2 separate regions of the Homo sapiens genome follow, and region 1 is linked to region 2. A link is a loop called in an ENCODE intact Hi-C map of the cell type or tissue named here. Cell type or tissue: heart right ventricle. All regions are shown on one strand. Links, peaks and the distances in the headings refer to the core of each region. The heading gives the core; the rest is flanking DNA. Region 1 overlaps TNFRSF8 (TNF receptor superfamily member 8). Region 2 holds the start of MIR4632 (microRNA 4632).

Region 1 (15,988 bases), core at 5,036-10,035, 49 kb before region 2:
GAGCAGGTGGCTATGGTCCATTCCTTTTTTTTTTTTTCCCCATCTGTCAGTTCTTCCATTACTTTCTTTTAATTCAAGCATTCATACATTAAGAAGGGTTTCTATCCTTTCATTTTTCAATATAATATACACAACCATAATGCTAGTTCAGTTTCAAATTATGGGGGATCACATTCGAATATGCTTGGATGTGACAAGTGGCTGTTACAATACTGAGAAATTTCATGAAAGAGGTATTCAACAATTTGTAAGGTAATCAAATATGTTTTTGCTGCATAGGCCAATGCATTAATAGTAACTTGTTTTAAAATGCAGTCTTTTGGCCGGATATGATGGCTCACACTTAAAATCCCAGCATTTTGGGAGGCTGAGGCAGGCGGATCACCTGAGGTCAGGAGTTCGAGACCAGCCTTGCCAACATAGTGAAACCCCGTCTCTACTAAAACTACAAAAAGTATCCAGGTGTAGTGGCACACGCCTGTAGTCCCAGCTACTCAGGAGGCTGAGGCAGGAGAATCGCTTGAGCCTGGGGGACAGAGGTTGCAGGGAGCCGAGATTGCACCACTGCTCTCCCAGCCCGGGTAACAGAGTGAGACTCCATCTGAAAAAAAAAAAAAAAAAAGGCAGTCTTTTAGCCTTCATATTATTATGAAAGAGTATTCAAGAGTATGTATTAAGGTTGGTGCCATTTGCCATTAAAAGTAATGGCAAACCTGGTTTAACCCTTCTGATAGGTAGTTGTGGATGTTGGGGTTGAGAACAGAATAATCTTTGTCTGGAGTGACACCACACTCTAGAATTTCCACTTTGAAAAATACTCAGTTCTTTTTTTTTTTTTTTTTTTTTTTTTAATTTTTTTAGTATTTATTGATCATTCTTGGGTGTTTCTCAGAGAGGGGGATTTGGCAGGGTCATAGGACAATAGTGGAGGGAAGGTCAGCAGATAAACATGTGAACAAAGGTCTCTGGTTTTCCTAGGCAGAGGGCCCTGCCGCCTTCCGCAGTGTTTGTGTCCCTGGGTACTTGAGATTAGGGAGTGGTGATGACTCTTAGCGAGTGAAGAATACTCAGTTCTAAGCTGTGGTTCCTGGTAGAACAAACTTTATTTTTCTAGCTCAGCAGTGATCTGGAAGCTGAGGAATCTCAGCGCCTTTTAAAAGTTATTATGTGGTTTTGTTTTAAAAAGCTCCTGTTTTGGGAAAGTAGAATTTATGGGTATAACATATGTTCATTATTTGTACATAAAATAAAACCATTTAAAAAGTAAAAAATAATAATAATAATAATGGCAAAGACGTGATTACTTTTGCACCAATCTAAAAGATACGCCCTCTGTGCCTTGAGAATCATTGCGTCAGCACGGGCATCCCTGCCTCCTCTGAATTACTCACACTCACTCCATTTTGAAGGCATCAGGACATTTCATGAGGCCACTTCTTTGCCCTTACCTGTAAAAATCAAAAACTAAACTGACACTTTCCTCATGACATAGCTGTTTTTTTGTTTTTTTTTGTTTTTTTTTTGTTTTTTTTTTAGCATTTAGAAAATATTTATTAATAATATACATGAATTTAGATTATATAGTATAGAGGTCACCGGGCTTGTCACTTGAACTAACAGTAGTCTGTTTTTAGAATGCTTGAGTGTGATCATAAAAGACTACTTTCCAGGATGTCGGGGCTGGGGAGCTGGAGGGGCTGCTCCAGGAGGTGGGGGACCTGGAGCTGGTACTTACAGACTTGGGTGCTTATGAGTGTGGGTTATGGACCAGATGCCAGGGTTCAAATCCTAGCTCAGATACTTATTGATGGTATAACCCTGGGCCAATTACTCGACTCCTCTGTGCCTCAGTTTCCTCATCTGTAAAATGGGGAGTGGGCTGTTACCCACCTCATACAGTGGTTGTGAGGATTAACATATGTCAAGGACTTTAGGACAGGGCCAACGGACGTGGCGAGCACCCTGTGAGTCGCTGACTGTTACCCCTACTATTTAGTACAAATTAAAAGCAACAGACTTCACCCAGAAAGCTGAGAAGCCCGGGGCAGCTCATGGCAGCTTTTAAAGCAGAAAGGGGGACTCACTGGGGTCTGTAGAGATGAAAAAAAAAAGGGGCCTCCCAGTTCAGAGACTGGTGGGGAGGTTGGGGGTACCCTGCAGCAGCACCCATTCCCGTCCCACAGCAGCTGAGGAGTGGTGCGTCGGTGACAGAACCCGTCGCGGAAGAGCGAGGGTTAATGAGCCAGCCACTGATGGAGACCTGCCACAGCGTGGGGGCAGCCTACCTGGAGAGCCTGCCGCTGCAGGATGCCAGCCCGGCCGGGGGCCCCTCGTCCCCCAGGGACCTTCCTGAGCCCCGGGTGTCCACGGAGCACACCAATAACAAGATTGGTGAGTCAGCCTGTTTTGGGAGGTCCCCTGCAGCCCAGGGGCAGATGGGAGATGAATACGGGGCCCTGGGCCCTGGAAGGGACCTGGAGACCCTGGAGTTGAAAGGCCCAGGAAAGGAGAGGCATAGATTCTTCACCCCAATTGAAGTTTCTGTAAGTAGGGACAGCGAGGGTACTTACCTCGTAGGCCATTGTGCGGATTCATGAGCCAGTGTGCATGAGATGCCTGCTGTTACTCATAAAAAACGAACACCACCCCAGCCCCCAACACCGAGCACCCGAGGGGACAGGAGGAAGACGTGCCAGTGGTCACAGGACCTGCCACTTGTCTGGCGCATTCCGGGCACTGTGTAGGTGCCATCTCTTCATCTCTGATGGTCTCACCACCTTCTTTGGATGGTGTCTTTCTCCCCATTTTACAGTTGGGGAGACCGTGGCTCAGAGGGTGAAGTGATTTTCCCCATTGCATGGCTACTAAGTGGCACAGCTGGAACTCGTCCCGCATCTGCTGGGCCTTGAAGCCCGTGGTTTGTCCACGTTACCACCCACCCTCTGCAGAAGCAGGAGGACAGATGGGGCCCAGATGTTCAGAGCTTCCCAACGGCAGCTGCTGCCAGCCTGGACAGACATTGGCTTTGGCCTCCTGTGGGCCTCCCTGCCTCCTCTCTTGCTTCTCATCACCTTGGTACGGCATTTTCCCCAAAATGTATACCTGACCCTATTGCACTCCTGCCGAGAAGCCTCCAGCAGCTTCCCATTCCCTATGGGATGAATTCCAGCATTCTTATTCCAGCACTCAAGGCTGACAGCAAGTTGTAGCTCCCCGACCAGACTCACCTACCTTCTGACCCCACAGTCTGTCCCTCCCCCTCATGGCAGTCTCCCAAATTTACAGACCCCTCTGTCACTTCTGAGCTTCTCAATGGGAGCTACCCCCTCGCCTGAAATAGCCAACTCCACTGCCTTGAATCCAGTTAATTCTGGATATCCTGGGGACCCTGCTTATTTGCCCCTTCCTCCAGGAAGCCTTCTGTGCCCTCTCCACCATGCTATGCTCCCTAAGAACCCAGGCCTCCCCTACCCGGTGTCCTAGCACCCAGTGGTGTGACTGCGTGTTTATAGCCTTCCTCCACCTCCACCTGGCTTTGTGCTCCCTGTGGGCAGGGCCTTGGTGGACCCCACCTCTGTCGCTTCTGGAAGGGTAACTGGCACTGGGATAATACTGAAGAGTCATTTGTAATTGTCCTGTGCATTTCTATGGCAGACAGTGGTGGCCAGAACTCTTCAGGGCAGTCATCTTCTCTTTTTATTTTTTCAGCCTCCTGAGTAGCTGGGATTATGGGCGAGTGTCATCATGCCTGGCTAATTTTTTGTATTTTTAGTAGAGATGGGGTTTCACTCTGTTGGCCAGGCTGGTCTGGAACTCCTGGCCTCAAGGTGATCTGCCTGCCTTGGCCTCCCAAAGTACTGGGATTATAGGCATGAGCCACCATGCCCAGCCTGGGCAGTCTTTTGTAACAAACTGAAGCTTTTGAAATGGTAGCTTTTAGTAAGTTTTATTTGAAAAGTATGTATTTTGGGAAATACCATCAAAGGCTTCTTCAGAATTCCTAAGAAGTCCTAACTGGAACTTCTGAGTCCACACTGAGTACAGTGCCTGGAATCCCAGGGGTGGGGTTCAGAGGGTGTTTGATGGGGAGGAGAAGGAAGTACCAGGCTCCCAGGCAGCTGGCTCAGGTGTGGGCTGCCCTCCCCTGGCATGGCCTGCAGGCCTTGCTGGTGAGTGGATCGGGGGCCACCTCCGCCATGGTGGAAAGGGAAGGCCTTGGAGGTTCTCTTGGGCACCCAAGACACAGGCAACCCCCTTGTCCTCCTAATGCCAGCCCAGGGTAGCGTTCCCCCTTCCCATCCAGTTCCCAAGAGGGGTCACACTGGGGTCTGTACATCGTCCCTCTTCCCCTGGGAACCAGGCAAGGGAAGAACCCCTTTCCCCCCAACTTCCTCACCTGCCCTCCCCACATAGCCAAGATGAATTCCCTGGACTCTGGAGCTCTGGGGAGGGGGCAGGAAATCCATGCAGCCCTTGGAAGCCACCCCCACAGCCTGGGGAGTAGGCAGCCTGTGATGGGGGCAGAGCCAGAGCGGGGCAGACCCCTCATGGCCGGCTCTGAAGTTTCCAGACCCCTCTTTCACTTCCGAGCTCAGTGGGAGCTGCTTCCTCACCCAGAGCAGCCAATTCCACCGCTTTGAATCCAGTTAATTCCAGATTTCCTGGGGACTCCTGCCCATTTCCCTGAGGAATGTGAGGGGACCAGCCTGTCCCCAGCTGTGGCTCCTTCTCCCTAATCCAGCACCCCCACCCTCACTTCCCTCCCACCTGACCCCACCCGCCTCTCATCTTCTCTGCCCATCCCCCTCTGGGCCTTCTCTCCCCTCCTGGGGTCTCCTCTCTCACCACCCCCGGCCCCCATCTTTTGCCCAGCCCTCTATAGGGCTCCTAGGGCTGGGAGCCCACAAGCCTGATGGAGGTGTGGGGAGTGCTGAGGCCCTGCTCTGTTTTGGGGTCTGTGGGGGCGCCCAGCCCATAGCCTGTCCCGCACTCTGGGCCTTCTCCTCTTGCTGCCGTTTGGCGCACTTCTCTCTTTCCTGGGGGTGTTCAAAACCAGAATAGAAGAACCAGCGTCATGCAATAGGGTTGAGGGTGTGGGGGACTCGAGAACCTTTTTGGGGTTCCTGAATCCGAGGGGTATAACTGCATTACCCAGAAAGGCAGGGGTCCCTGCACCCCCACCCCACCCCAGCTCTCAAGTTCCCTCTTGAGCTTCCCCATTCTGGCCTCCAGAGTCCAGCGCAGAACAGCTGGGAGCCAGCCCACCCTGAGCCAGACACCATCAGCTGGGCGGAGGCCAGGCTTCCCCACTCCCCAGCTCCTCGGGCCACTGAACCTGAGCCCCCATGTCCCCTCTATCAGAAGGCCACACCAGAAGCCCCCACATCAGACTGTGGCGAGGACCGGCCCTCCGTCCAAGCTCCCACCATGTGCTCACAGCACAGCCATGCACGCTGCAGGCAGGAGACCGGCTGTGAGCAGTAAGCCCCGAAATTCACGGCCTGAGCCAGGCTGTCTCAATCATGGGCTGCCGAGACCTATTGAGGGGGCCGGGTTTTCTGCAGGATGTGACAGGCTGGCTGAGTTTGCCCGGACCGAGGGGACTCCCAGGACACGGGACTTGCAGTAGTAGAACCAGGAATGTTCCCGGGCAAGCTGGACAAGTTGGTCACCCCGGGTTTTGGCTGCAGGCACACAGATAGGAGCAGAAAGGGCCACCAGGCGGAGTGGGTGGTTTTTTTTTGGGGGATTTCTCCTAACTACGTGGCGACCTTGGGCAGGTCATTTAACCTCTCCAGGCTTCAGATTCTTACCTGTAAATGGGAATCTTGATGGGGTCCGCCTTGCAGGAGGGCTGGGGACCCAGGAGTGGGGGTGTGGAAACTGCTCAGCTCTGCTGTTTCTGCTCGTGCTCTGGTTACCCACGGCTTTGCCTGTTTTTGTCCACAGTTTGCTTTCTGTCCCACCCTGTCCTCTTCTTCCCTACCCATCCGCAGAGATGTGCTGAGAAAATCCTAAGTACAAGTGGGCTGGTTCTTAACTCCTCAAGGCCCAGCTCCTAGCTGTTCTATTTCCTCTGAGCCCCCAGGATGCCTGTAAGGTACATCAGAGAGGCTGTGCCATCAGCCTGAAGCCACCCGGCAGGTGTACCAGCACTGGGCCTCGGCCCTTCTCTGCCTCTTTGCTCCCATCCTGGCTGGTGCTCTGGCCTCCCTCGCTCACCCATCCTTTTGCCTTGCAGAGAAAATCTACATCATGAAGGCTGACACCGTGATCGTGGGGACCGTGAAGGCTGAGCTGCCGGAGGGCCGGGGCCTGGCGGGGCCAGCAGAGCCCGAGTTGGAGGAGGAGCTGGAGGCGGACCATACCCCCCACTACCCCGAGCAGGAGACAGAACCGCCTCTGGGCAGCTGCAGCGATGTCATGCTCTCAGTGGAAGAGGAAGGGAAAGAAGACCCCTTGCCCACAGCTGCCTCTGGAAAGTGAGGCCTGGGCTGGGCTGGGGCTAGGAGGGCAGCAGGGTGGCCTCTGGGAGGCCAGGATGGCACTGTTGGCACCGAGGTTGGGGGCAGAGGCCCATCTGGCCTGAACTGAGGCTCCAGCATCTAGTGGTGGACCGGCCGGTCACTGCAGGGGTCTGGTGGTCTCTGCTTGCATCCCCAACTTAGCTGTCCCCTGACCCAGAGCCTAGGGGATCCGGGGCTTGTACAGAAGAGACAGTCCAAGGGGACTGGATCCCAGCAGTGATGTTGGTTGAGGCAGCAAACAGATGGCAGGATGGGCACTGCCGAGAACAGCATTGGTCCCAGAGCCCTGGGCATCAGACCTTAACCACCAGGCCCACAGCCCAGCGAGGGAGAGGTCGTGAGGCCAGCTCCCGGGGCCCCTGTAACCCTACTCTCCTCTCTCCCTGGACCTCAGAGGTGACACCCATTGGGCCCTTCCGGCATGCCCCCAGTTACTGTAAATGTGGCCCCCAGTGGGCATGGAGCCAGTGCCTGTGGTTGTTTCTCCAGAGTCAAAAGGGAAGTCGAGGGATGGGGCGTCGTCAGCTGGCACTGTCTCTGCTGCAGCGGCCACACTGTACTCTGCACTGGTGTGAGGGCCCCTGCCTGGACTGTGGGACCCTCCTGGTGCTGCCCACCTTCCCTGTCCTGTAGCCCCCTCGGTGGGCCCAGGGCCTAGGGCCCAGGATCAAGTCACTCATCTCAGAATGTCCCCACCAATCCCCGCCACAGCAGGCGCCTCGGGTCCCAGATGTCTGCAGCCCTCAGCAGCTGCAGACCGCCCCTCACCAACCCAGAGAACCTGCTTTACTTTGCCCAGGGACTTCCTCCCCATGTGAACATGGGGAACTTCGGGCCCTGCCTGGAGTCCTTGACCGCTCTCTGTGGGCCCCACCCACTCTGTCCTGGGAAATGAAGAAGCATCTTCCTTAGGTCTGCCCTGCTTGCAAATCCACTAGCACCGACCCCACCACCTGGTTCCGGCTCTGCACGCTTTGGGGTGTGGATGTCGAGAGGCACCACGGCCTCACCCAGGCATCTGCTTTACTCTGGACCATAGGAAACAAGACCGTTTGGAGGTTTCATCAGGATTTTGGGTTTTTCACATTTCACGCTAAGGAGTAGTGGCCCTGACTTCCGGTCGGCTGGCCAGCTGACTCCCTAGGGCCTTCAGACGTGTATGCAAATGAGTGATGGATAAGGATGAGTCTTGGAGTTGCGGGCAGCCTGGAGACTCGTGGACTTACCGCCTGGAGGCAGGCCCGGGAAGGCTGCTGTTTACTCATCGGGCAGCCACGTGCTCTCTGGAGGAAGTGATAGTTTCTGAAACCGCTCAGATGTTTTGGGGAAAGTTGGAGAAGCCGTGGCCTTGCGAGAGGTGGTTACACCAGAACCTGGACATTGGCCAGAAGAAGCTTAAGTGGGCAGACACTGTTTGCCCAGTGTTTGTGCAAGGATGGAGTGGGTGTCTCTGCATCACCCACAGCCGCAGCTGTAAGGCACGCTGGAAGGCACACGCCTGCCAGGCAGGGCAGTCTGGCGCCCATGATGGGAGGGATTGACATGTTTCAACAAAATAATGCACTTCCTTACCTAGTGGCCCTTCACACAACTTTTGAATCTCTAAAAATCCATAAAATCCTTAAAGAACTGTAAGGCTGAGGACATGATCATCGAAATTGAGAGTATGTTATTAATAGAACCCCTGAGCAGAAGTGGCTTTGGGAGTCTCCCAGCAGGGCAGGAATTCCCACTGAACCCCCAGGCACTAAGGTGGCCAGTCTCTGGTAGATTGGATACTTCTGGGGCCGGGAGCCCACTTCCTGCTGGGGCAGTCCTTCTTGTTGCTGGAAGATTTTCCTTATCACTCGAGGCAAATTCTTTCTCCATGTAATTGCCGCTCCCTGGTCCAAAGGCTGCCCTTTGAGGACACTCAAAGCCACTGTCGGCCAGTTGCGGTGCCTCACCCCTGTAATCCCAGCACACTGGGAGGCCGAGGCGAGTGGATCACCTGAGGTCAGGAGTTCAAGACTAGCCTGGCCAACATGGTAAAACCCCGTCTCTGCTAAAAATATAAAAATTAGTCGGGTGTGGTGGCGGGCACCTGTAATCCCAGCTACTCAGGAGGCTGAGGCAGGAGAATCGCTTGAACCTGGGAGGTGGAGGTTGCAGCAGTGAGCCGAGATCGTGCCACTGCACTCCAGCCTGGGTGACAAGAATGAGACTCCGTCTCAAAAAAAAAAAAAAAAAAATGCCACTGTTGTCACAAGGCTCCCTTTAGGTATTCGAAGAAAGGTTTCTGGGCCTCCCCATGGCCTTCCTCCCTCTGGGCTGGGCCGGGCAGCCCCATAGCTTTGGAGAAGGGATTCTCCAAGGAACAGCGTGAGTGCCCAAGCCCTGGGAGGCAGGGGGAGGACCACAGGTATCTGGGATCCCTGGGAGGCAGGGTGAGGACCACAGGTATCTGGGAGTGTTGGGCTTCAGTGTCTGAGCTGGGAGGAGCCCAGCCTGCCTCCCTGGGCACAGCTTTGTGGCACTTTAGGGCCAGCCTCCACCCCAGGCAGCCAGCCTGAGGCCTCCTCTGACTGTCTCCTGTGCGAGGTGGAGAACACCCACAGCCACAGACAGACCCTGTCCACCCCATCCCCAAGACTCCAGCCCACACCCACACATCAGCCCAGCCATTGAACCAGCCATGCACTCAGTCCAGGAGCCAGGGTGGATTTCCCCATCCTGCCCAGCGATGAGCGGACCCCTTCTATTCTCTGGCTGTGCTCACGTCCAGGTTGGCAGATGGACAGAGCTCCCTGCTACTCAAGGTAGCAATTCTCAGGCTGTGACGACACCCCCACACACCTCTTCCTAAACATTTGCGATCAGAGAGGGACAGCAAGTGGTAAGTATCAGATGGAAGCTGTTGCCTTCAAAGAAAAGCCATTGTTTCCCAAGGCACTTTTGTAGGTGGTAAAAACCATTCTACAGTTCACAGAATCTCCACGGCTCGGGTCAGTCCCTAAAACGGAACGAGGGGACCTCCCTAGAGCGTCTCTCGCTCCATCACGACCTCACCCTCCAACAGTGAGGTGTAAAAGACCCAAGGCTGGGTCTTGGTCATCTTTGTCCCATGGTCACTGGGCACTGATTGGTTGGGCTAAGTAGAAATGAAAACCTGTGTGGGGATGAGAGGCGGCTCTCCAGCCACAGTTCCTCGGGTGCCTTCTCTCTTCCCCCCACTTCCTCGATCCTCTGCAGTGGGGGGGCAAGTGTGGGGTGGGGGTTGCTTGGGCCAGAATATGTGGGGACATCAGATTCACAGCCACGGCCCAAGAGAAAAGCTTAGTCAAGGCGAGACTGTTCAGCTTCAAGGGGGGCTCCTTGGGCTGAAGGAGAAGCTGCTGAGGACACCTCAGGCCCCTGCACCCTCCACCAGGCCCCTCTGCCAGGCACCTCCTCCTAAGCCAGCACCCCATGCTGGCCAAACACCCTGGAACCCTTGCCCCTGGCTGACCCAGGGGAGCAGGTGTTCAATGTTGGGGCCATGGGTGTGAGCCAGGCACAGGGCAGAGAGGCTTGCCTGCCATTCTCTGCAGCTCAGACACAACAGCAGCGTGCGGATGGTGATGGCGCTGCGGGGTCACACACAGGCTCGAATCCCAGCTCTGCCATTTATCAGTTGCATGAGCTTGGCTATGTTCCATGATCTCTTTCAGACTCAGTTTTCTTGTCTGTGAAATGGGGGTGTCAGTCTCTACCTGACGGGGTTGTGGGGCTTCCCTGACATGCCACTCGGTGTGTGGCTTGTGCTGAGTGGCAGGTTCTGTCCTTATTCCAGCCTGGTGGCCGCTTGTCAAGAGCGAGCCCTTCCTATGTCTGCAGAATTCAGCCCATCAAGGTTAATCAGAGCTTTCAGGCCAGCCTGGGAACCTAGCCACCCTTGGGGCCAACTTGCTGTGGGAAGCCCCGCAGTGGGCAGGCCTCTTCTTGTTCTGTGGGCTACCCCAAGAACCCTTCAGATCACAGTCATAGGACTGGCTCATTATTCGACGTCTGTAACTCTGGGCATGTCGGCGAAGTGCTGCGGGTCCCTCCGGAGGGACATCTCACTCGTGGTTCTAGCACATTCCAGATTGCACCACATTACTGTTCGAGGGCTTTCCTCAATTAAAGGGTCTAGCTGCTGAGGACTAGTGGGGCACAGACTTGCTCTCGTGGGTCCTGTGTCTGGTGGACGGGACAGACGGTGGCGTCATCAAATCAGTACACAAGGTCATTCCAGAGTCAGATCACGCTGTGAACCACAAGGAGTCTGAGCCAGGTACTGTGGCAGAGTGGGAGGGGAGGGCCACCACTAGCTAGGTGGTCAGGGCAAGCCTCTTTGAGAAGGTGCCCTTTGAACTTGGCCTGAGTGATGTCACAAGCCAGCGAGGTCTGGAAGGCAGGGAGCTGAAGTGGGCACACTCCTGCCTCGAGTTTCAGGAAGAACACAGTGGTGGAAGAGGCACGGTGGGCGAGGGAAAAAAGGAGGTGAGGGGGGAAGGCCTGGGGAGGAGGGCCTGGTGGGCCATTGTGATTAGGCACCTAGATTTTATCATAAAAGTACTGGTCTATGTTTCTTTCTGTTTTCTTCCTAGTAGAACAATAAACATCCTGGTATTATTTCAGCAATCAGTGAGAAAGGCCAAACCAGGGGCGGCAAAGGTTGTTTTAACCTATTTTGGAGGGAAGTTGGGGAAACAGGCAGCAGCTGCTGGCAGCCAGGAAGCAGTTAGATGGGTTTTCTCAGAAAGAACTAAGACAGCATTCCTGGTGATGATTGTAGCTATGGGTAGGGTTAGGAGTCTGCCGGTCTAGCTTCCCCCTTTCTCTGGGTATCTTCCAGAGAGTAAAAACCAAACTGAAAAACCCTGGGAAGCCTGGAGGCCTTTGTTTGTGTTTTGGTGTGGTGATTGTTTTCCCGGTCATGAGGCAGAGGGATCATTTCAGTATCACAGGGTCAGCGGTGGCCTGTGCTTTTTACCCTTTAGCCCTCATGGAGGCAGTGGCCATTTCATGACGGTGGCATGGAGCTGTGGCTTCCGGCTCGACAAGCTCCCAGCTGCTTGGTCCCAAGCAAAGCCCTTATGTGCGTTCAATGTGGGTTTTCTGGTCTGCAAAATGGACCTAATGGGGCCAGATGCGGTGGCTCACGCCTGCAATCCCAGCACTTTGGGAGGCCGAGGTGAGTGGGTCACTTGAGGTCAGGAGTTCGAGACCAGCCCGGGCAACATGGCAAAACCCCGTCTCGACTAAAAATACAAAAAGTAGCCAGGCATGGTGGCATATGCCTGTGATCCCAGCTACTTGGGAGGCTAAGGTGGGAGAATTGCTTGAACCTGGGAGGCGGAGGTTGCAGTGAGCCGAGATCGTGCCACTGCACTCCAGCCTGGGTGACAGAACGAGACTCTGTCTTCAAAAAAAAAAAGAAAAGGAACTATAAGGCTGAGAGGGACTGTGGAAGTCCAGTCTGGGCACGTATGCCATGTTCAGTAAATGACAGCCATCAAGAGCAGCATCTTAAGAGCTGAGAGTTCGCCTAGGCCGCATTCTTTGTACATCTGGGCTTCCTAATAGAACCCTGGACAGTAGATAGGCTGGGTGGCAGCACTCCCTTTTACAAACTGAGGCTCGGGGAGTGGGGGGGAGCGAAGCAACTGGCCCACTGCCACACAGCTGGGAAGTCCCAGAGCTGGAGTTCAACCCCCAACTTTGTGATTCTAAATCCCTCCCCATGCCCAGGTGGCCTGGCTGCCTCTGTGGTCAGGGGTTGTGTTCATATCGTGGTCATCCCCTGGCACTATGCCTTCTAGATAAGTTTCCTTTCATCTTCAAGTCACCACAACTGAGAGATAGAATAGAGGCTGATTTTATTCCTCCCTTTATGGGAAGGCAGGGACAGTTGCAAGAGGCAGGGTAACCTGCCCAAGGTCAAACTCCAGGCTGGGTGTGGCTTTCTGACTGCTCTGACCGGACAGGAAGGACACAGAGCTAACCCAGCCAGGGCCTCCTTCCTTGACACAGCTTTCCTCAAAGGTGTGTGTGATTTTTTTTTTCTTTCTTTCTTTCTTTCTTTTTTTTTTTTTTTTTTGAGACAGGGTCTTCCTCTGTCACCCAGGCTGGAATGCAGTGGCACAAATACAGCTCACTGTAGCCTCAACTTCCTGGGCTCACGTGATCCTCCTGCTTCAGCCTCCCGAGTAGCTGGGATCACAGGCACGTGCCACCATGACTGGCTAATTTTTTTTTTTCTTTCTTTGTAGAGACAGGTCTCTCTATGTTGCCCAGGCTGGTCTTGAATTCCTGGGCTCAAGCAATCTTCCTACCTTGGCTTCCCAAAGTACTGGATTACAGGCGTGTGATTCTGAGGTCCAGGGAGACTCGGGGCTGGGTTGAGTCCAGGGAATCTCTGGGGGAGAACTGCCTGAGAGTGGAATTGCCCTTTCCATCCCCAGTAACACCTCATATCCTGCTCACTGCCCCACCTGAGGCTCCCTGAAGGAAGACGATCAAGAACAAGCCTCCCATTTTACAGATGGGAAAACTGAGCCCCATAGAGGCAAAGCAGTTTTCCCAGGGTCCCAGCTTGGTGCTGTGTGATGGAGATAGCTCTAACTGTAGCTGTCAGTTGGGGCTGGGGTAGGGGAAAGTCACTGTCTAGTCCAAGGGAGCAGTAAAGATGACATGCTGATTTTCATTCTTCCTTTAAAGAAAAAATTGATGTTAAAAGTAACTGTGGTGAGAGGGTTGGGTTCTTACTTACAAGGCAGCTTTGCAAGAGTAAACAGAGTAGACAAAAATATCCCATCAGCTGGGCTTCTGCAGCTTCACAAGCTACTGATCCGTGCAGTCAGAGGGCCCCAGGTTCAGAAGGGCCCTGGGCTTGGTTTAATGCTCTGCTGTCGCCATCTTGAAAGTGATGAATAATTTTTGGCAAGGGGCCCTGTGTTTTCATTTTTCATGGAGTTCTACAAATTATGTAGCTGATCTTGCATGGGGGCAGGGAAATCGTTAATTCAGAATTCACTTAATGCCAAAGCATTTTACCTCCATTGTCATGTGACCTCAGAGGGACCTTATAGATGAGCACACATGTCCCCATTTTTAAGAAGTGTTAAATGACCAGTAACTGATGTAACTGTTCCAGTCATCTCTTGCTACATAACAAATCACCTCAAAACTTAATAGCTTAAAACAATGGTCATTAATTTTGCTCACAAATCTGCAATGTGGCCTGGACTTAGCAGGGGAGGTGCATCTCGGCTCACATAGTACCAGCGGGGGTGATGAGATGAGCTGGAGAATCCACCTCCAAGAGGGCTGGCAAATTGGTACTGGCTGTCAGTTTCTCTCTGTGGAGCTTCTTGGGCTTCCTCACAGCATGGCTGCTGGGTTCCTGGAGCCAACAACTCCGGGGGCAGGAAGTAGAAACTGCCAGCGTCATAAAATTTGACCCCGGAAACTGGCACTGCATCCCCTTTGCTGCATTCCAGGTAGTCACAGAGCCCAGACTCAAGGGGAGGGGACACAGATCCCACCCCTCATTAGGAGGAGTGTCAAAGAATCTCGAGATCTTATGTGTCAGCAGGAGCACTTCACATACTGTCTCATTTTAGCCTCTCGGTAATTTTGCCATTATTGTCCTTGGAGTTGGCTCAAGGAAGCTACATAACCTGGTGGAATCCCAAGTTCCTCTGGCTGGAATTTGGATCCAAGCTGGTCTGTCTCCAGAGTGTGAGCTCTGGACTGAGCAGCTGACCTGTGCATTCAGGGACCCATACAGTCAGAATGTGGCAGGACTGGAAAGCAAGCTCACATCTGTCTGATTAGAGAACATCTGAGCTTGGTACCCATACAAACTAGGCCCTATCTAGTTTTTAGATAGGGAAATCAAGGCTCTGAGAGGTCTTGCCAGGCCTCTCCTGAGGAAGAGGGCAGGGTCTGGGACCTTCCAGGGCAGGATGGGGCCCCCAACTTGGGTTGCACAGAACCATGTCAGGAAGTCACATAGAGTTGTGGGTAGATTATGCAAGTACAGGCTGTCAGGAGGGATGTTGTTTTTCACTGCAATTACACTTCACTCAGGAAATACAGCTTCTGCACGTACTGAGGGAGGGTTCCTCACCCTGTGCAGAAGACCTCCTGGTGAATACCGGGGCACTCGCTGGGTGACCCTGGGTCCTCTGGGCCAAGTTCATGCATCGAAAGTTCCCTGAGAAGCTCTTTGTGCCCATCTGGGTTGGGCTTTGACAATAGAGTTGAAGAGGCTTTATTCCTGCCATGCATGGAGTCACAGGTTAGTAAGAAAGATGATAAGAGCTGTACTTGAGGCTTTCGTGTGCTCTCACTTAAACCTCACAGTGCACTAGGAAGTAGTTATTACATTACCCCTATGTTACAGATGAGGAAACCAACACGCAGAGTGGCTAAGCCAGTTCCCCAGGGTCACACAGCTGCTAAGTGGCGCAGCTAGGCTTTGAACCCAGGCCACCTGGCTGGAGTCTGCGTCCTCACACACTTGGCCATGCTGCTCCATTGTGGCTCAGGCCGAGGTCACCACTGTGCTGAGGCCCCAGCCCTGAGTCCCAGACCCTGTAGAACACTGTGCAGGCATCCATGGGGCTCAGTGAATGCACAGGGAATGGAATTTGCTCTTGGTTTTTATCCCACCTTTCCTTTCCAAAGCCCAGCTGTGGCCAGGCCTCTCCCTCACAGAACCTTCTATGACTCCCTAGTGCCTACATGCCAATGTCTGCCAATCCAGCTTTGCTGCTACCTCCACAGCTCCCATATCTAAACCTCTCCTGAGACCCGACTGTTTCCGCTCAGTCACCAAATACAGAGGGCATATCCTCATCATGAAATCTCTGCTCAGCGCTCCAACCCCTGAATTTCCAACCTCATCTTTCTCCTCCTCCTCCAAAAACCCTTCCAGGACACCCAGGCCCAGGACCTCCAAGCTCCCACAGCACTGACTGTGAAGGGGGACTGGAGGCCAAGTTCTAGAAGTCTTGCAAAAAATATCTCTGAAGAAATGCATTCATTCATTCATACAGCCACTCATTTAGTCACTCAAGCAACAGATCTGTATGTAACACCTACTATGTGTTGGGCACTGTGCTTGGCGCTGGGGAACACAGTGAAGTGGGGCAGTGGCGGGGATATACAGTACTGCTCTCAGGGAGTCACAGTCCAACTGGGAGACCAACCTAGAGTCTGGTCATGGCCTAGAGCATGATATTTGCTTTGATGGAGAGCAGCTTGGGGTTCATGACCCTAGTGGATGGCACCTAGCCCAGATGGAGGCAGGTCTCTGCTTTCCCCTCTGTAGAATGGGTTTAATAAGAGCACCTACCCCAAAGAGATGTTGTAAGGATTAATTTCATCCATTAATTTGTTCAATAAATATTTGTCAAGCTCAAACTCCGTGCTGGGGTGCTGGGGACACA
Region 2 (5,000 bases), core at 1-5,000:
ATTTTATTCTGTCTGGGAGCCAATGGAGGGCTTTGAGCCGTTACCTTGAGATGTAGGTGGGCATATGAGTACCTGTCACCGTCCCTAGCCATTTTAAGACATCCTAGGGAAAGTGACTCTCTTCTTTCTTTTATTAACTGGAAGGGTCTCTTTAAGAAGTTACTAGAGAGGCTGAGGTGGGCGGACCACCGGAGGCCAGGAGTTTGAGACCAGCCTGGCCAACATGGTGGAACCCGTCTCTACTAAGAATACAAAAAAATAGCTGGGCATAATGGCAGGCACCTGTAATCCCAGCTACTTGGGAGGCTGAGGCAGGAGAATTGCTTGAGCCTGAGAGGCAGAGGTTGCAGTGAGCCGAGATTGTGCCACTGCACTCTAGCCTGGGCCACAGAGTGAGATTCTGTCTCAAAAAAAAAAAAAAAAAAAAAAGCAGCTACTGAGTCAACTTTTTTTTAAGGTTTCCGTTGGTGTTCTCTGTCCCTGGAATGCCTGCTTTCCAGGCCCATGCCCTTGTCCTTGATAGGATACCAGGGACTACATTCTTACTACCTGTTCCCCCTATCATTCATGCCCCTAGCTGGAGAATATTAGCCATCTATCAAGAAGGAAGAAACTGGCAAGCTAGTTCTTACTAAAGTGTGATTGACTGATAATAGGGCTCCAGTGGTGGAGGTTCAAGCATCTGGAAAGAGCAGAGAGGAATCTATTTTTGAGCAGAAGGGGTTCAGAAATGACGTGATAGCTGGTACAATACTAGATGGGAGATGATTCTGAGGAATTGGAACTCCACAGAATAGCCTTCCCAGCTGGGCTTTAGAACTCTGGACTTTGTGGGGACAGTGGATGAGCCCAGGGTCCTGGCAGAAGGCTCGCCCAGCTGAGACCTCTGGCCCTTGTTTCCTCAGGCCAACATGCAAAAGTCTTCTGTACCAAGACCTCGGACACCGTGTGTGACTCCTGTGAGGACAGCACATACACCCAGCTCTGGAACTGGGTTCCCGAGTGCTTGAGCTGTGGCTCCCGCTGTAGCTCTGGTGAGTAGGTTCAGAGAAAAAGGGGGCCCTTACACCCCTGCCTCCAACTTCCCCCGGCAACTCCAGCCTCTTTGGCTTCCAGCTGTCTGGAGTTACCCCAGGCTGGTTGTTGGAAGTGGCACAGGTGCAGCTGTTTACCCCTACCACTGGCATTTTCCTCCTCTGTCTCACCAAAGCCTCTTCACAGCCCCACGGGGCAGGCGGTGGGAGAACTGTGCCCACGTGAGGGTTGAGGAGGTGGTGCGTGGGAGAGTGGTGCGCATGCTCGTGCTGCGAGGAGCAGGACTGCGGGGAGGAGCGAAACTGCTGGGAAGAGCGGGACTGCGGGGAAGAGCGGGACTTCGGGGAGGAGCGGCACTGCGGGGAGGAGCAGGACTGCAGGGAGGAGCGGGACTGTGGGGAGGAGCGGGACTTCGGGGAGGAGCGGGACTGCGGGGGACGAGCGCGACTGCGGGGGACGAGCAGGACTGCGGAGAGTAGCGGGACTGCGGAGAGTAGCGGGACTGCGGAGAGTAGCAGGACTGCCGGTCCTGCCCCTGGACTCTGGCCGGTGTTGTGTGTGCCCCATGCTGAGGCGGTCCGCCAGCCTCCTGGAGATCCGCTGTCTGAGAGTGCTGGGCTGTCTGGGAGGGCAGCGTGGGTGTGGCGGAGGCAGGCGTGACCGTTTGCCGCCCTCTCGCTGCTCTAGACCAGGTGGAAACTCAAGCCTGCACTCGGGAACAGAACCGCATCTGCACCTGCAGGCCCGGCTGGTACTGCGCGCTGAGCAAGCAGGAGGGGTGCCGGCTGTGCGCGCCGCTGCGCAAGTGCCGCCCGGGCTTCGGCGTGGCCAGACCAGGTACGGGGTGGGGCTCAGGTCCTTGGGGACGCCCATGGGCCTCTCCTTTGTAGACATCCTTGCAGTGTCACGGGCATCAACCCATTAATTAGTCCAGCAGGGAGCACTGTTAGTGGTGGCCAGGTGCCTGCTACCCATCCGTCTGTCCACCTGTCCACCGTTCATTCTTCCTGCCAGCACTCCCGATTAGGCACCTCTTATGTACTGGAACCAGGAGACCCAGAGATGGATCAGACCAAGCCCTAAGCTAGGAAAGTTATGTGATGCTGCAAGATGAACTCACATAACTCTACAGCCCAATCCCGTGCATGTGTGTACAGGAATCTGTGTGTGTGCATGTGTGTACAGGCATCTGTGTGTGTGTGTGTGTGTGTGTGTGTGTGTAAGGGGTGGAGGTGCAGACAGAGCTCCTTGGGCCCCTCAGACCTCTCCTAGGGCTCTAGTGCCAAGGCCCAGCTGTCCCGCAGAGTGTCTGAGTGGTTGACAAGTTCGGATTGTTCCCTGAAGGAACTGAAACATCAGACGTGGTGTGCAAGCCCTGTGCCCCGGGGACGTTCTCCAACACGACTTCATCCACGGATATTTGCAGGCCCCACCAGATGTGAGTAGCTGAGTCCTTTGGTTCTGGAGGAGCAGGGAGGGGCTGTCCCTGGGTGACTGTGGGTCCAGGACACAGAGCAGCTCACCAACCACCATTGTCCAGACTGCTTTATCTGAGGGTGGCTCCCAGGATAAATGGCATGGTGGGCAGGACCTTGCCCTGGAAGGCAGGACTGGGTGGGTGCATGGGGAGGTGGGGGAGGGCTAGGAGGGGGTGGTCCTCAGAGAGGGCACACATCGTCACTCTCCTATCCTGCCTGCTGGGGCCCGTGAATGAGCCCAGCCACCCCAGCCACTCTGTCCCCTGCTGCCTCCTGACCAAGCCTCCTCCTCCTCCAGCTGTAACGTGGTGGCCATCCCTGGGAATGCAAGCATGGATGCAGTCTGCACGTCCACGTCCCCCACCCGGAGTATGGCCCCAGGGGCAGTACACTTACCCCAGCCAGTGTCCACACGATCCCAACACACGCAGCCAACTCCAGAACCCAGCACTGCTCCAAGCACCTCCTTCCTGCTCCCAATGGGCCCCAGCCCCCCAGCTGAAGGGAGCACTGGCGACTTCGCTCTTCCAGTTGGTAAGTCGCAAGAAGTCTCATTCATTCACTCCTTCTGTCTGCCTGTCTTTCTGTCTCTCTTTCTTCCTCTCCCATGGTTTTACTGAGAGCCCACGGGGGGCTGGACCCTGTGCCCTGTCCTGGGATACAGGTGGCAGTGAGACTGCTTTCTCCCCACACCTGGTGCTATCATTCAAAATCCCTAAGTGCGTGGGCTGGATGCAGTGGCTCAAGCCTGTAATCCCAGTGCTTTGGGAGGCCAAGGAGGCTGGAGGATTGCTTGAGGCTAAGAGTTTGAGGTCAGTCTGGGTAACACAGCGAGACTCCATCTCTATAAAAAAATTAAAAAATTATTTGGGTGGGATGGTGCCTATTGTCCCAGCTACTCAGGAGGCTGAGGTGGGAGGATCACATGAGCCCAGGAATTTGAGGCTGCATTGAGCTCTGATCGTGCCACTGCACTCCAGCCTGGGCAATGAGTGAGGTCCTATCTCAAAAACAAAACAAAACCAAACAAAACCCCTGGATAGGGGAGAGGTGGGGTCAGCAATTCACCTGAATATGCAGATGGTCTCCTTGCTGCTGTTTCTGATGAGCCCATTAGGCTAAGAAGACAGCGGGCTGGGCCAGGTCACCTCCAGGGGCTTCCATTCTGGGGTAGAACTGCATCAGGCCAGAGGTCTCAAACTAGTGGCCCTTAGGCTGAATGAGGCACACAGACATGATTGCTTTGTAATTGGATTTGAGAATCTCCGGCCTAGACTCGCCCCTCATTTGCAATGACCCGAAGCACCTTGGGTCCCTGGCTTGCCTGGCTGGCCCCTGGTACATTTGAGTTTGTTTTCTGTAGCTGTCTGAGCTTCTCTTTTCTTTCTAGGACTGATTGTGGGTGTGACAGCCTTGGGTCTACTAATAATAGGAGTGGTGAACTGTGTCATCATGACCCAGGTGAAAAGTAAGAGTCCATCCTTCCTTCCTTCATCCACTTGTTCAGGAAGCTTTTGTGGGGTGCCTCCTGTGAGTCCAGCACTGGGCACAGCCTTAGGGGTCAGACAGAGCTGGATATGGGGGTCCTTGTTCTGTAGGAGCTTAAGGCCTGGGGTGAAGGTACCTCTGCTAACTTAATTACTAAAAGGCAAGAGGTGATCAGGGTTTTCTAAAGGGTAGGAGGAGTTCAGGATTCCTATCCAGGAAGCCTGGGGGATTCGGGCTTCCTGCAGCAGGTGGTCTCTGAGCTGGGTAAGATCTTGATGGGTGGAGTCTGTGCAGGGAAGGACACGCATCCTCAGTGGAGGCGCGGATGGTATAGATGGGGGACTGGAGAATGGTTGGGATGGTGGCAGGTGGAGTTGGGTGGGGGCTTCTGTGGACCTTGTCTGGTAGGCGATTGGTCCCCACAGGGCTGGGCCTCTCTGCTGGTTCTATGGGGCCCCATACTGCCCTCCTACTTAGGACAGATGTGCCTGAGGAAGTCAATCTCTTACTTGTCCCCTCTCCTCTTTATAGAGAAGCCCTTGTGCCTGCAGAGAGAAGCCAAGGTGGTGAGTGTCTCCACTGCCCTCTCCCCCTCTTCCCCTGGTCTCCTTCCCGGCGTGCTGGGCTGTCACAGAGGAAGCAGTGAATTCTGTCATTGGTCTGTCCAGTGTCAGGAGGTGTGCAGAGCCCTGGGAGGTGGAGGAAAGGCCGGGGAGTCAGGCAGCCCTCCATGGGCTAAGAGAGGCTGTGAGTGTGAAATGCTCCGGCAGAGAGCAGATGCCTTCGTGGCGTTCGTGGCAGGCACGTGGTCGTGGACCCACAGCGCAACCTTGGGCAGATGTGAAATTGCTCTATGGCTACTTCCTTACCATGAGATGGGGGTTGTGTCTGCTCGATCCAGCCTGCAGGGTGGTGCCATTCGGTCAGCTGACAATGATGTTTCTCCTTGCCTCCATTGTGTTTACAGAGCACTTTCTCAGAGAGCAGTGGTTTTCAAAC

Evidence for each region. A loop is a pair of places that touch in the nucleus more often than their neighbours do. Peaks named below come from ENCODE experiments on the same cell type or tissue, not always from the same donor. Only the 100,000 strongest peaks of a DNase experiment are listed, where the experiment ranks them.
Region 1: a loop joins it to region 2, with 2.4 times the contacts of the local background. A loop is called at or near these places in 20 of 110 quality-filtered maps.

Annotation. Positions count from the first base shown.
Region 1 is chr1:12,136,046-12,152,033 of GRCh38, forward strand. TNFRSF8 (TNF receptor superfamily member 8) reads left to right here. Exons shown (of 15, transcript NM_001243.5): 14 at 2,184-2,391; 15 at 6,242-8,162. The coding sequence ends at 6,486. Among named protein-coding and RNA genes, the nearest start is that of MIR7846, 23 kb to the right of the region's middle. RefSeq lists enhancers at 9,154-9,243, 9,304-9,363, 10,444-10,523, 12,377-12,506. In heart right ventricle, for the core only: a CTCF peak has its summit at 7,751; DNase peaks (open chromatin) are centred at 6,996, 7,469 and 7,706; H3K27ac peaks cover 3,468 bases.
Region 2 is chr1:12,190,052-12,195,051 of GRCh38, forward strand. TNFRSF1B (TNF receptor superfamily member 1B) reads left to right here. Exons shown (of 10, transcript NM_001066.3): 3 at 906-1,034; 4 at 1,723-1,872; 5 at 2,380-2,473; 6 at 2,812-3,047; 7 at 3,904-3,981; 8 at 4,533-4,567. MIR4632 (microRNA 4632) reads left to right here and starts at 1,662; the gene lies at 1,662-1,722. RefSeq lists an enhancer at 1,667-2,218. In heart right ventricle, for the core only: no CTCF peak of the experiment used is centred there; no DNase peak of the experiment used is centred there.